2 separate regions of the Homo sapiens genome follow, and region 1 is linked to region 2. Evidence: read pairs that join two places in POLR2A ChIA-PET (ENCODE). Cell type or tissue: A673. All regions are shown on one strand. Links, peaks and the distances in the headings refer to the core of each region. The heading gives the core; the rest is flanking DNA.

The links. Peaks named below come from ENCODE experiments on the same cell type or tissue, not always from the same donor. Only the 100,000 strongest peaks of a DNase experiment are listed, where the experiment ranks them.
Region 1: POLR2A ChIA-PET joins it to region 2 with 5 read pairs; 2 of 35 experiments call an interaction of 5 or more read pairs at or near these places.

Annotation. Positions count from the first base shown.
Region 1 is chr1:71,607,326-71,610,143 of GRCh38, reverse strand. The region is part of intron 5 of NEGR1 (neuronal growth regulator 1); the gene reads left to right. Among named protein-coding and RNA genes, the nearest start is that of NEGR1-IT1, 230 kb to the left of the region's middle. In A673, for the core only: no CTCF peak of the experiment used is centred there; no DNase peak of the experiment used is centred there.
Region 2 is chr1:71,918,593-71,921,410 of GRCh38, reverse strand. The region is part of intron 2 of NEGR1 (neuronal growth regulator 1); the gene reads left to right. Among named protein-coding and RNA genes, the nearest start is that of NEGR1-IT1, 83 kb to the right of the region's middle. In A673, for the core only: no CTCF peak of the experiment used is centred there; a DNase peak (open chromatin) is centred at 1,400; H3K27ac peaks cover 683 bases.

The DNA.
Region 1 (2,818 bases), core at 101-2,600, 310 kb after region 2:
TTCTCATGCTGCTATAAAAAACTGCCCAAGACTGGGTAACTTATAAAGGAGAGAGGTTTAATTGACTCACAGTTCCACATGGCTGGGGAGGTCACAGGAAACTTACAATCACAGTGGAAGGGGAAGCAAACACTTCCTTCTTCACTAGGCGGCAGGAGAGAGAAGTCCCAAGCAAATCGGGGAAAACCCCCTTATAAAACCATCAGATCTTGTGAGAACTCACTCACTATCACGAGAACAGGGTGGGGGAACTGCCCCCATGATCTAATCACCTCCCATGGGTCTTTCCCCCAACATATGGGGATTACAATTCAAATTAAATTCAGGATGAGATTTTGGGTGGGGACACCTCCAAATAATATCATTTACTTATGTCATGGCTCATAACCAATTGCAGCTAAATAGCTGAACAGAAAACTGGTGAAATTATATAAAGACTTAGATATTACCACAAAGGATAAGAACGTATGTGATGCAAGCAGGTATTTTTTTCTGGAACTGGAATCAAAAGATTTGTGGAAGACAATATCCCTTTTTAACATCAACCTTAATAATAAGGGATAATATCCCCATAACAGTCTCATTTCTTTTTTTTTTTTTTTTTTTTTTTTTTTTTTTTTTTTTTTTTTGAGACGGAGTCTTGGTTTGTCGCCCAGGCTGGAGTGCAGTGGCGTGATGTCGGCTCACTGCAAGCTCCGCCTCCCGGGTTCACGCCATTCTCCTGCCTCAGCCTCCCAAGTAGCTGGGACTACAGGTGCCCGCCACCACGCCCGGCTTATTTTTTGTATTTTTAGTAGAGACAGGGTTTCACCATGTTAGCTAGGATGGTCTTGATCTCCTGACCTTGTGATCCACCCGCCTCGGCCTCCCAAAGTGCTGGGATTACAGGCGTGAGCCACCGCGCCCGGCCATACAGTCTCATTTCTTCTGACTGGTTTTACCTAAAATTTTTTTTAGCTATTTTATATGCAACTTCTATAATTTGGGTTGTTAAATTTTTAAATTCTTTTTACTAATTTATATGTTTTTACTAATTCTGAATTTGCCTTTTTATAGCTTAGTAGAAGACTCCATATTTTTATATATTGAGAATTAGATAAACTGGTCTGTGGTCACTCTCATTTCACCCTACAATATTGTACATCTGCCAATATAGCCTTTCTCAGATTTTGATAACCTAGGTTGAGAAGTTTCAGTTTGTAATTATCTATATGGACAAATATCCAGAAAAGTGGTTCTGAATCCTTTATAAGTTATGGAACTCTTTGTTCATGTACAATCTTATTTGGAAGCCCAAGAAGTAATATTTATGAACACAGCACTTCTCGAGAAGATGCTGGGTAAATGGAGCCTCAATTCTACCTGTTCACAACCCTTCTCTAAATTAGGACATCATTGCAGGAGTTCCCCAAATCCCTGGTTCTCTACAAAACACTGTATAAGTAACACTGACAGACTATTTTACATACCTTTCAAAGTCACTTTTTAATTTGTGTCATTAATTTCTTAAAAGCTAACAATCAGAGCTCCTTTGTTAAAGGCCATTTTGTTTCCAATATTTTGTGAAGCAATGTCCTGGATTTTTTTTTTCTGCTCTCTCTTTTTATCTTTTCTAAATTCAGCAACCATTGTCAAAAAAAAAAAAAAAGCTACAGTAATCCTCGGTCCACTTTCTTGGCCTATAGTAAATATAGAAAAGGGCCAATTGGTGCCCACAATCATAGCTTCAGTGATTTTTTTTTTCCTACTGTAGAGATGGACTACAGCTTTTATTAGATTTTCAAAGGAGTTCAGAACCATTTGCTAAAAAGGAAAAGGTAGATTGATTTTCCCCAATCAATGTCCTCCCCAACACACTCACACGCATAGAAAAATGCAGCTGTGAAAATCAAATGCACTTGTGAAAGGCAAACATATTTTCAGTTCAGAGTGAAGCATACATTTATCATCTTTAGGGTTATATTTGAGGCAATACTCAAATTCTCAAATATCATGGTAATGAATAATTTCGTTTCAAAACTTAAGTAAAGCAAAGTTGAGCATATGCAGGGAGTAGGAAAAAGAAGGATTCTGGTTGCTGAATGGTTGCGCTCACTATGCAGATTCACCATAAACGCCCAGGCCATTCAATTATTTACTTCATCAAAATCAAAAGCTAGCCAGGCACAGTGGCTCACGCCTGTAATCCCAGAACTTTGGAAGGCAAAGACGGGTGGATCACAAGGTCAAGAGATAGAGACCACCCTGGCCAACATGGTGAAACCCCATCTCTACTAACAAAAATTAGCCGGGCATGGTGGCAGGCACCTGTAGTCCCAGCTACTCAGGAGGCTGACGCAGGAGAATCGCTTGAACCCAGGAGGCGGAGATTACAGTGAGCCGAGATTGCTCCACTGCACTCCAGCCTGGAGACAGAGCGATACTCTCTCTCAACAAAATAAAAAATGAAAAAATAAAAATAAATAAAAAGCTGTCTATTTAGCAAGCACCTGCTATTGGACAGGTAGTGTTCTAAGTTGATAATATTTACCCATTTTACTCTTATAACAAACCTGTAAGGTAAATATTATTATTCTCAACTTTTACCTAAGGAAACCAAAGCATAGAATGCTTTTAAGTAATTTGCACAAGTTCATACAGTTAGTGGCAGAGCTGGGATTTAAACCCAGGAAGTCTTATAAATCTTCATGCAGAGTCCATGGGTTTAACCCCTATACTATGGCACCTAGTGTAGGTCAAGGCCCTTAAGAGTCTATCAAAACTAATTTGAAATGTCAATGTGAAATACCAAGGGCAAAAGCATTTCAAGTTGTTTATG
Region 2 (2,818 bases), core at 18-2,517:
TGTACATGGACTCTTGAAGTTTAAACCTGCATTGTTCAAAGGTCAAATGTACTTAGATTGGTTTCTACTTTCCTGGCTGTATCCCAACTGGTAAAGATTTTTTCTTAAAATTTCCAGTGGTTTTGAGTTGTAAATATTCGCAAAAGGCAAGTGTTTAAGCTCTATCCTTTATATAGTTAACCATTTTATATAATGATAATTACTGCCTTACATTCTAGGAAAAATATGTCTCATTCCTGAATATCAAAAGCAAATTTAAAAACAAAATTTAAAATTAATTACACATATATTGGGATCTCAGATTTATTAAACTAATTATTAGAAAGTAAGATAAATTGGGGAAAAGCTAAAAGTATGCATAATTATTAAATGCTGGCATTTATGTGAGCCTTGGGCTTCTCTTTATTAGCTTTTGGGTGCGATTATCATTAACATTTCAGTTGCATCCTTAATGAATATTAGAGCTACAAATACACAATGGCATGAGTGAAAATAGGAGTCTTTCATTACCACACAGACTGAAACTTTAAGAAAAATAACTTACAGAGAGGCTGTAGAGCTGTGATTATATATTTACCCTGGGAGCTGTGAGCTGTCTAGAAGTATTCTGAGCTTTGATTTTTACACCTGCACCTGTGCCGGGTGGAGAAACTAGTGAAGAGCAATTTGTGCCTCTTCAGTAAACCAGTTAACTGATTTTGGACACTAACTCTAAAGCAACTTAGCCACATCCTTTGAGCATTTGCTTCGTGCTAAGCATTGTTGTAAGTGTTGGAAAAGAAAGATCTGCAAATAAAAATTAGTCCTTCTTTTCAAGGAAATTACCTATCAGCTGGGGGATACTGACTTGGGGGCAAATGAGTGCACTAAAGTTAGGTAGGGGCTAGGACAGATGTATATATAGGGCACATAAGGCAGGTCTTCTTTTTCTGTAGGATCATACCCAGCTTTTGGGGTGAAGTAGTGGATAGGCTTGAGGTTTAATTACAAGGCATGAAGTGATAGCCATAGTATACTGCTTGAAAGTTACTCTTAGGGTATATAGTAAGTCATTCAGAGCTCAATGAGGAGCTACTTCAAGTCTCAGCAAGTGCTGAATAAGCAATTAGATGTATAAACTCGCATTGTCTTGTTCCATAAAATGGAATAAGAACTGTGGGGAAGGAGTAGGAACAGGACAAGATGAGAGGAATAGCTCAATCAGAGCATTACCATAAGATGGCCTTTAGAAGTAGTACTGACAAAGAGATACTCAAATGTACAGCTCCTCGGAGCTGGAGATGGCTTGGAGGTGGTTTGAGCATGTAGAAGCAATGGGGAAAATGGAGGACTCTGGGGAGCAGTTGTAGGAGGCTATAATTGCTGAGCTCAACTGCTGACTGGAGCCATTCAATACTGAGAGGAGCAGCTGCAGAGAGCTTAAGCAGAGAACCCTGGAGAGCCACAGCTGGAGCTTCCCCAGATTAAGAAGCTGCCAGGGGAAGCAGCAGTTATGAGTGTCATTGCATGGAAAGTTCAAAGTTATCCATTCAGTTCCACCATCTCTGCAGCTGGCAATAACTATTGAAACACAGTCTTAGATATATGAAGAAATGGTGAAATATTGATAAGATTGACAAAATATGTTTGAGATTTTTAAAGACAACTTTCCTCAAACTCGAACCTAGGCTTTCTTGGCTAATGTGGTATTATGTTTGCTTGTTGTTTGTTTATTGAGGAACAATTTTACCCTAACAATAGCTGTTACATTGGCCAAAACAAGGAGACTTGATTTTAAATTAAAGGATTCACTAACCAAAAAATCAACGAGAGTATATGCAAAATTTGGTACTTTTTGATACTTCTCCCCTGGAAAGAGTAACTGTAGTTTTTATCCTGTTCTCAAAGTTCCTGATGCTAAAAAAAAAAAAAAAAGGTTAAGATAGTTTGTATTAGAAAGACAAAAAAGATTAGCTAATAGAGAATTTGGTAACATCTATTATCAACTTATCCACAAAAGATGTTGTTGTATAACAGTGTGATGAATTTAGGTAATCATTACATTGAACATTGTCTAGCATTACTATGAGGCTGTCCTCTTCAAATATTGTTCAGGATAACGAGCCTTGGTATATTGGTGATCCCTTCTGCATCTTTTTGGATCAGCTTGGGTTTGATTATGGAGGAAGACGGAAGCAGCATAATAGATATTTTGTTTGAGTAAAACACAATTATGATGTAAACACTTGAGAAAGAGAATCCAGCTGGAAAATTATTGTGTTAGTCCACCTTTGAGTGAGAGCTGAGAACTACTGTGGATCCTGTAGAAATGGAAGGAAGAATGTAGAGGTGGAGGTATTCATTCAACTTGTGAATGTGAGCACTGTAATTTTAAAATAATAATGCATCTATTTATATTTTTGTTTTGTTGAAATCTCACAGTACTGCAAATTTTTATCAAAATCACTCCATCTGGAAAAATTCTATGTGGATTAAGCCACATGGGAATCAGTTACCCCGGCTTAACAGATATTTCATTGCTGTGGGTTTTAATCGATAAACTTGACCTTCTAACTTTGCTGGTTATACAATCTGTTCTGAGCAAACAATGAAATGATGTGAAGTGAGTCAGGCTTTGAGTATATTAGCAAATTGGGGCCTGAGTGACCAAGAATGAAATGTCAGGATAACAACACAAAGAAGAAAACTCATTTTTTCAGGTTCAACTTACTCGATTTTTTTTTTTTTGGCACAGCATACCATACTCTCATTTAAAAAGAGCATTTTACCCAAAAAGCTATGTGTGTTTTTCAAGGTAACATAAATTTACCCTTGAAGC